Linked DNA regions of Homo sapiens: region 1 is linked to region 2. A link is a contact called in ENCODE Hi-C or POLR2A ChIA-PET data. All regions are on one chromosome and are shown on one strand. The core of a region is the stretch at or near the end of the contact, and the rest is flanking DNA. Distances in the headings are between cores, read along the strand shown.

What was found. Hi-C counts contacts between places; a loop is a spot of excess contacts on that map. ChIA-PET counts read pairs that join two places held with the same protein, here RNA polymerase II (POLR2A). Pooled maps may share reads with other maps.
Region 1: a map of PC-9 shows a loop between it and region 2 (17-fold over the local background). The contact joins the promoter of DLEU2 here to the enhancer-like site in region 2. A Hi-C loop is called at or near these places in 5 of 168 maps with a recorded cell type or tissue (B cell, CD4-positive, alpha-beta memory T cell, GM12878 and 2 more), 35 of 37 single-sample maps with no recorded cell type and 19 of 50 pooled maps. POLR2A ChIA-PET finds 5 or more read pairs at or near these places in 16 of 52 experiments (CD4-positive, alpha-beta T cell, CD4-positive, alpha-beta memory T cell, CD8-positive, alpha-beta T cell and 11 more).

Annotation. Positions count from the first base shown.
Region 1 is chr13:50,122,713-50,127,417 of GRCh38, reverse strand. It overlaps DLEU2 (deleted in lymphocytic leukemia 2), which reads left to right and starts at 1,877. Exons shown (of 14, transcript NR_152566.1): 1 at 1,877-2,116. The region is part of intron 2 of DLEU1 (deleted in lymphocytic leukemia 1); the gene reads right to left. RefSeq lists silencers at 1,425-1,754, 1,785-1,994, 2,315-2,824, 2,905-3,414 and an enhancer at 1,046-1,756.
Region 2 is chr13:50,355,407-50,359,844 of GRCh38, reverse strand. The region is part of intron 2 of DLEU1 (deleted in lymphocytic leukemia 1); the gene reads right to left. Among named protein-coding and RNA genes, the nearest start is that of DLEU1-AS1, 170 kb to the left of the region's middle. Within about 2 kb of position 2,009, at least 14 of the 41 ENCODE cell types and tissues checked have a DNase peak (open chromatin) inside an H3K27ac peak, as active enhancers do; they include B cell and PC-9, where a contact is called at or near this core.

The DNA.
Region 1 (4,705 bases), core at 628-3,127, 230 kb after region 2:
TGAAGGCTGAGGCCCGAGGCCTCTGTATCTCTGCCTCTCGCAGGTGTGGGACGGGCCAGGGGGCCCTGCCTTGTTTTCTTCATGCAAGGAAAAGTGGTTTGTAGATATTCAAAACAAAATTGGCGCAGAAACGAATTCGCCGTCTTAGGAGTGCTGTGGCAGGGCACAGCAGAAGCAGGAAGACGGGCGGCCAGGGCCTTTGCCTAAATTGGAAGGAAACCAGGAGCGAGCGCGCCAGCTCCCGCACCAGGCTCTGAGTACCGTTAGGTGTGAGGGGACCAAAGCGCCGTCCGGTTCGCTGGGGGGTCGACTAAGCTCCGCGTTTTGGAAGCCCAGCAAACACTGCACAGGTTCGCTTTACTTCCTCTCGCCTTCTTTAGAACGAGTGCACACATTGGCAGCTGACGATCCCACCACCTAGTCTCCCTCTTAAAAGAGGGCAGGCAAGCCTGGAAAGGTTTCCCAAATAGAGGCAAACTTATTGCTGTCTTGACTGGCCCAGCGAAAGCGCTCTCAGCACTGGCTGAGCCCAGTGCCCAGCCAGGAAGCTCGGCTCGGGTTGCGCGAGTCCTTGAAGAGTCCCCCACGGCCTGCAGTTGGCCCGAATGAGGGTCTGTGCGCGGGAACGGTTTCCCCAAACCCCTTAAGTAATAACATAACCCTTCCAGACTGTTCATCACACTGTTCAGCTGCCAGGAAAGGTGCGACGCGCTTCTTGCCCTCGTCCCAGCTCAGCTCTAGTTTCTTCCGCCAGTGAGCTGAGAAGCCAAATTATTTTATTCCCACCCTGTAAAGTTAAACTGCAATATACATAAATCACTCAGGGAAGCTGCTAAGATAAATAACACTCAAATGAGCTACTTGCACTTGGTATTGTTGTAAGGCCTTCCTCTGGTGTTTACCGCCCTCCTTGTTTACATGAAGCTCAGGAACAGCGGCTTTAGGCCGGTAGGGAGCTCAGTTTCATTTCAAGGGTATGGCAAGGCCTATCATTTCGTCATAAGGCTTTGAAGGAAAGTTCGTCTGTTTTTGTCTCACATCTAACTTCCAGTAACTTCTCAAAAACTATATTCTTCCAACTGTAGCTCCGGTCTGCAAACTCCCTTCTCCCTAGCTGTCCGGGAAGGGGGACTCGAGCTCGCGCAACGCCCCGCTGCACCTGCGGAGGAGGGAGAGCGTCTGGGTGCGCCATGGAACGCCCGCACCGCGCTTCCCGCGCTCCGCCCGCCTGCCCGCGAACGGCTGCGAGCCACCCCCGCATCCCTCACACCTCTGCCCTCCCCAGTCGTGCGCGGGAGAGGGGGCTAGCACCGCAATGCCTGGAAGAGCGGCCGCGCGAGGGGCCTGGGGACAGGACAGCCTCCCGGCTCCGAGGCGAGGCCCGAATGCGCGCACACTCGGCGAGCGGGGCGGCGACTGGGGAGCCGGAGACGAGAGAGGGCGGAAGTGCGGGACGCCCCGCAGCACTCCCACAGGTCGCGGAGCCCGAGATCCTCGTCGGGTGGCGAGGGCGTGGGTGCCCACGCTATGCGTGACGCCTGAGCCGCGGCCCGAGCCCACGAGCTGGGTGAGGCCGCTGCCGCCGCCGCCGCCACGAAGCCTGGCGGGCGGCGCGGAGCCCCGGGGAGCTGGTTTTCCCGGGCGGGCACGTGACGGGGTTGGCAGCGTTCGGGCCCCGGCTGGGAGGGGGAAGAAGCGGGGAGCAGAAGGCCGCGGGCGGGCGGCTGGCGCGCTGTGTACTTAGGTCGTGTGCTGGGGCTTTTCTCTCCCAGGAGCCGGCGGGGGGAGGGGAGGGGGAGGGGCCACCGCTCCGCCTTCTCCTTTTCGCAATGTTGACGCAATCTATAAATAGTGGAACAAAAGGACCAACTTCCTCGGAGCTTTGCTGAAACTGCACAAAAAATCGAGCCGGGGGGTTCCCTGGTCCCCGGCGATGGGGCGGGGAGCGCTGCGCCGGGGGAGGGGGCGGGCGCGGCGGCGCGGGCCCCGCCGAGGGGGGACACCTGGCTGAGGCACAGCTGCCGCCGTGCCTTTCCGCGCGAGCCCAGAGCTCCGATCCCTGCGCGGGCTCGAGAGCTCGCCCCGAACGGGGGTCTTCCTCCTCCGCCGTTGACAGGTCAGTCCGTACCGCCCCTTTCAACACTGTGGGCTTTCTTTTTCCTCCCCCGAGCCTCCACTTTTAGAAGGGAACTGAGAGGAAAAATAGAACGAGGCGCTGCAGCAACAGCCAGCAAATCTGCAACCCCAGCAGTCCACACGGCAGGGGTGGCCGAGGGGGCTCAAGGAGGCGGTCCCCGCCTGGCCCCTCGTCGTATGGCCGGTGCCTGCGCCGCAGCCAAAGACGGAGGACTGGCGTGCGCCACCCGGGCGGTAGGGAGAGCGGAGGCGCGGGCCGCCTTGCTGGGGTCGAGGAGGGGCTCCCGGCTGCTTCTCTCGCCCGTGGGCCGACCCCCGGAGGCTACGCGTCAGGGCCCGGAGGCCGCTGCATGCGCCTCGCTCCCTCCGAGCTCGGACCCGGCGCCTCAGCTTCGTCCTCTAACTGCTGTGGGAGGATGGAGCAGAGAAGCGCTGTCGCTGCACGCCGCCGTGCCCCCTGGCTCTGGTGCCCACGCAGCCAGCAAGCACTGAGCTGGGGGGCAGGGTGGAACCGGGGCACGCTCGCTTCTCGGAGCCTCGGACCTGAGCGCGAGCGCCCGCCGCGCCGCCGTGGCGGTTCCACAGGGCGCGGGGAGGGGGCGGAGCTGGCGCTGTTGACAGCGGTGCCGGAGCGGGGAGGGCGAAAGTTGGGGAGAGGGGGCGGGGGAGAGGTGGGAGTCGGGGCTGGGGGAGAGAGCGCGCGCGCGGGCTTCGGCGGGGAGAGGGGGGCCGGGTCATGTGATGTACAGACACCCCCGCTACAGGCTGGCTGCAGGGGTGACGTCACCACCCTTGACTGCAGGGGGTGGCACTTCCGCTCCCTCCCCAGCTGCTCCCCAGCCCCTGGCACCGCCGGCTGGAGCCCTTTCGCAGTTTGAGTGGGCAGAGGGAGAGAGGGGTTTTCCTTCTGGCCCCAGCCCGACTGCTTCTCCCGCCGCCCGGAGTCCCCGCCCTGGGACCGGAATGGGAGCCGCGGCCGCCCCCTCCCGACGCGTCCCATTGTGTGAGCGGGCGGCGCAGGGCGGAGGCTGGTGCCGGCCCCCCGCAACTCTGCGCTCCCGAGGGGGCGGGGGCGGACCCCGCGCAGTCAAGGCCAGGTCCAGCCGCCCGCCGGCTCCTCCTTCCCCAGAGCGCCGTCCGCGCGCGGGAAGTCCGACGCTGTCGACTCGGTCCGGACACCGCGGCCTCGCCCGCGTCCCTGGGGCGCCGGGTGGTGAGAGACCCGCTGGGCCGTGTGGGCCCGCAGTCCAGCCCAGCGGGTGTGTGGTTGGAGTCTGTCACAGAGCCCCGAGGGACGCGATCCCAGCAGTCGTTACGCGCTATTTGGGGAAACTCGGGGTTTTGGTGACTCAGCGCGGTGAGCGCTATTTATAGGTAGATGCGTTAGGAGAAGGGAAATAAGCTTCGCTCGAATCCGTCCATTCGTCCGCCCGAGGACTGCAAAGAGCTCCGTTTGGAGGCAACAACTGAAAGACTTCTGAAAAAGATTTGGCAGTTAGAGCCTGTGGTATAAGACATAGCAGGCCTCGCCAGGAGACTAGTTACAACAGTTCGTCTCAAAAAGTTAGAACGTTTTCTGGAGTAGATGGAGGATTTTAGGGACACGTCATGACCCGTAGAGTGTCTTTTTGGGTGTTAGTGTGTGAACCACGAGCAATAATTCAGGTGAAAACCGAGCAGTCCTCCCAGTAGATCGCAGTCTATCAAGAACTGCGTTGTTAGTTGCAGGATTTGTAAAATACATAACATCATATGTGGATAGGTATTAAAAAACTGAATGATGTTGAAAGTTGCTATGCAATATTCTGTAACAGGAAGGTGTGTGTGGCATTTATCTAGAATAAAAAATGTGGAGATTGTAAATTACATGTTTACAATCCAATTTCTCCCTCCCGAAAAGCACTATGAAAAAAAGGCCTTTGATTCTTCAACAGTGTATAAATGCTACACAAACAGTTTTGGCTTCACTTTATGATTTTGATTCTTTTTTCCCACCTCCACCCCAGTTTGTAAATCCAGGAGGTAGATGTTAAGAGAGAGCAATTGCCAGGTTAGCTGCAGGGAGGCAAGAGGCCAGGTCGGGCAGGGCTTTGTATATACCCTGCATGCTGAAGAATTTGGACTTTAGCCTGAGACCTACAAGTTTTGGGGGAAACACATACCTTTTGAGGAAAATAAAAAGCAATGGGCTCTTTCTCTAGGAAAAAAAAATGCGCTTACATACCTATACTAAAATTTTGCATACAATTTTAGGGGGGTTACTTGCTTTATGAGTAAATTCCTATTCTGCCTCAGGACTAAAACATAGGAAAGGGAGAGCCATGAAAGGAGTTTTGGAAATGTCATATTGAGGTGTACACTGGTTGAAGTCCTGGAGACTTGAAGATGGAATGTAAAACAGCCTGTGACCTAAGTAACAATCAATTAGGACCACCGCTGTGTACCTAGGGATAGTGGGGATAGAGAAAAGAGGAATTCAAGGAAGTAATTAAATTGGTGGAATTCTGTTGGTGGAATGGGAAAACTGGTTGGCTGTAAAGGGCAAGAGCAAGAGATACCCAGATTTCTG
Region 2 (4,438 bases), core at 760-3,259:
CCTCCAGAAATGAAAAGAAGCACTCCCTCTCCAGGTACAACCCCAGTAAGGCACATGGGAAAAATATAAGTCTCATCCAGTGCTCAGCTCTTTCCAAAAGTCAGACACCCCTCACGTCTTCTATCCCATGTGTGGCTATGGCCCACTGTCCACAGGAGGCATTTCTCTGCTAGAAAGGTAGAGCTCTTCCAGTCTTCCCAGTCAAACAAGAAGGCTCAGCCTTTGTGGTCCTCAAGTAGCTTGCAGGGAGCAAGAAGTCGGGAAGTGGGAAATTCCAATTCCTCTGGAGTAAGGAGATGCTGTTTCTTTACTGGGGAAAGAGAGTAAGCAGGTGCATATATAACAGCCATGCTGTTAGAAGAGAAGATGTAGGATTTGAGCACATGAGAATGTTTTATTAATTTTGTATTTTAATTAGATTTTTGGGTTTTTTTTTTCTCTAGTCTGTCTTCTGTGTTTTTTTTTTCTTTTTTTTTCCTGCATGAACCAAGAAAGAGAATGGCATTGAGAAGGTATAAAAGGGTTCTTTAATACTTCCACCTCCTTGGATATACAGCAGGAGAAAGAAAGTTGGATTACTTTATACTGGGCCTTTAAAAAAAAGTCTGGTACCTTTGTATATCATGAGCTGATGTGAATGGTAATGGCGCCAGCCTCCTGGACTAAGATTCCACCAGTTTCCCCTGTGATGCAGGCCATCCCCCACCCGCACCCCAGCTGAAACAGAACTGAAACTCAGAAAACCTAGCTATCCCTGCATTAAAAAATATATTTGCAAGCATCCAGGGATTTTATTTCCGTCCTCAAAAAATTGAGAGCCTCAACATTTATTTTGTGCAGAGGCAGAGAAAGTACCCCCATAGTCTGTGGGCTGACCCCAAAACTGAGTGTCTGTGGCTATGACTATTTGATAACTGGGCTGCTACACTTGTAAGGTTTCATTTCTTTATTTCCTTCAAAATGAAACAAAGATAAACAGTGAGAGTAGTATTTTATTGTTTGAACACCAGTTTCTCCCCTTAACAATCCTGTGTTAGTATGCTATTTTCTTGATGTGATTTTAAACCTCAGTGTGTACCCGGCCAGTTCTGTATTCCAGAAGCTACTGTCTACTGCCAAGAGCTATTAATCAAAATAAATGGGTGCTTGGGATCCTGGAAGTGGTGTGGGGACTCTGCTTCTCTGTAGACAGACTACCCTCTTCTGCCCCAGAGTGGGGGCAGCAGGAGGATGATAGTGGTCAGGGAGGCACTGTGGCATTCTGAATCCCTGGTGACACAAGAGGGTGTCAACACAGCCTGTGGATAACAGGAGAAGGGCCTAAAATGTACTTACACCACCCTAAGACTGGACAAACTCTGGGGATACTTCCAGTTCATCTCCCACAATTTCTAGAGGCATCTGCATGCCTGTCAGCTTGGGCCAAGTGCACAGAACACCATCTTTGTCAAAGCTAATTCCTGGCACCTACCCAATAAGCCCAGGCTGCTTTCATTTCTACTCTGTATTCTTTTATGACATTTGAAAGACAAAGAAAAGAAAGTGGTCTTAGAAGGTAAAAAGGTTACTTGAGTTCACAGACTTGATATTTTAGGAAGAGGCTAAACTAAATTATTCCAAAGTCTTACATTTAATTTGTGCCATCAGTGACCAAACATTTTCAAGAGTTAGTGGGTATAAAGGACTGAAAAGGATGATAAAGTTACTATCAACATTCAGGCCACAGAAAGGCAGAGGAGGGAGAGAACAGTTAGAAACATATTAAACCAAAATCTAGTCCAGCCATCCCTCTAGCCCTTTTATTTTGTACCTGGGGTAGGGGGTGGGGAGAGTTGATGTTAGCTTTTGGGTTTTTGCTTGCAGCAAGCATATTTCATTTTGAGCCGGTTGTGCCAGTTAGTGACATAATGTCCACATGGTAATATGATACGGTAAGCACAAATGCAGTGCACAAACCAGACTGTGGCCTGGGAAAGACAAGCTCTGTCCATATATCAACGGGAATGGCTCGGAACTCAGGGAGTGAGTATTTTGAAGCAATCGCACATGAATTCACCTTCAGGAGATTAGAGGCTGATGTCACCAGGAGAGTGAAGTCATCAGAAATGACCTAAACTGATGGGACCTTGCCAGAACAAAGCTGCGCTGTGCAGACACACAGCTTAACTCCTTCTGGGTTGAAGATTTCTCCAAGGCTGCTTTTTTTTTTTTTTTGTGAACACGAAGAGTTTCTAACAGACGACAACAAAGCCGATATGACTCCCACACTCCTAGGCATCAGCTGGTGTTACTTGATGAAAGAGGCCCAAAAATAAGTAAGTTCCACTAACCAGATGTCCTAAGCCCTCACCTTTTCATCCAAGAGTTCTACCCTGTCTCTATAGATTCTCAGGGGAATAGCACTAGTAGGCCTTTCATAACAGCAATTGAATTGAAGTGAATGGAATTAAGCTAGCAATGGCAGATCCCCCAGAATGGCAACAGTTGGGCCCACAGAATGGTGGTGGAACAGCACTACAGAAGACAGCCCATTTGAAAAGTGGCTGGTTGCCTGAGTCTGCCTGTGATTCTCAGTGGAACACTCCATGTGCCAGGAAGCAGTAAGATGCTGGCTGTCTCTCACCTAGTCAAGCTGCTTAGCAGTGAAGAACCATCCTCTTCTCCTTGTTACCATAATTCCTGAGAGCCATTACCACTTGCTTATTTCATCCTCTCTAATGTCAACCCTTGGCTACTACAGATGCCATAAGGTCAGTCACACCTTGCTTAGGCCAAGGAATACAACATAACTTTAAAAGTTAATCATGCATGGAAAATACCTTCAGATTCATGTGTCCCCTTATGGGCAGTGGCTGCATTAACATTGCATCATAAAAACAAGCTAGATAAGATCATACTAGAGGTGGTCTTAGGGGCAGGGGGCTGGACCCGGCCTCTCTTCTGGGATGAACCTAGCATCTGGTGTGTAGAATCCGTAGTCAAGTGGGATAATGTAAATAAAAGCACCTTCCAAGCTGCAAAGTATTCACTGAAGAATATTTTGATTTCATGATGGTCCTCCACAAAGCAAGGATAAAGGACCAACAACAATAGGTATGACCTTAATATAGGCCAAATGGGAAGATGGCTGCCGACATGAGGTAGTGGGAGGTACACAGAAGAGGTCTCCTGCCCCTAAACCTTCCTCCTGATGCCTGTTGTGTACCTACAAATCCACCTCTAACAACTTGCTTGAGGTCAGTGCTTTTCAAATTGTTCTCATCACAACCTTTACAGTACTGTTCAGTACTCTCTCATACACGTACAATTGAAATAAAAGTTTTTGCAGAAGCAATACTTTCCCTACTGCCTAAGATGTGCTCTGACACTTCCTAATATATTTCATATGACTTCATTTTTTACTACTGGCTTGACCCATTAATTTAACAACTACTAATGGGTCAAGATTCACAATTTGAAAAACACTGAGAGTTAATTCCACATAGGAACAGAGCAGAAAAAAATATAAATTAGGGTTTTCACCGTAGGGAATCGAGTCCTGAGAGGGGAAAAACCCACGATGCTTTAAGGCTAGAAAGCAGAAGGCTGGAGAGAGCAAAAATCAGCTTCTACTACTTCATGAATCACTTTGGGCCGCCACTGGAGACCCTCATCAGAGTGTACCCATCTTCTCACTACATAACTCCTCCTCTATTCATCCACTCCCAAACTCATACACAATCACAGAAAGATAATCCATCCCCGCCCCTCTGCCCAGATAGAATCTAACAGAAATCAGTGTGCATTCTTACACTGAGACCAGAGAACCAAAGAGCAAAGGGACAATGACCAATAAGTGAACTGAAACCATCATGAATACTGAGACTGAAGTGTGCTTTTGCGGGATAGGAATCAAACCACATTGAGGTGAGTGCACTCTTGCATCTACTTACACATGAAATGGGAAAATTAGCTCCACTTTATCACATTAAAGTATCTACGTCAGGTTTGGAAGCTATGGTTGGCTTTCAGTGCCACTGAAGCACCACGAGATTTAGGCTGACTTGGGCTACCCTATCTTGGGCTACATGATGAACTACTGTGACCAAACCCATCCAGACACTGGGTGGATTTTTTTAAATATAGTAAATATTTACTGAGCTCTTACTAAGCTGTGCACTATAAAAAAATCTGTCAAGCTTTTTACTTGATTGTATAGTCCAAGCATTTGATTGAACTCACAGAATTCAGAGTTACGGTTATGCTTATTATCACAACCCTGAACTTGAATGGCCTTCAGACCTTGGCACATTTTGTGGGTTTTTAAAATACTGTTCAGCTTGCCACTATCAATCCTTTGGATATACTTTTCTAAAACGTCAATAACTTTCAAATGCTCAGATTAATTCTGGAATAAATACATTCTCTGCTGAGGGAGGTAATTTACTTAAAAGGGAGA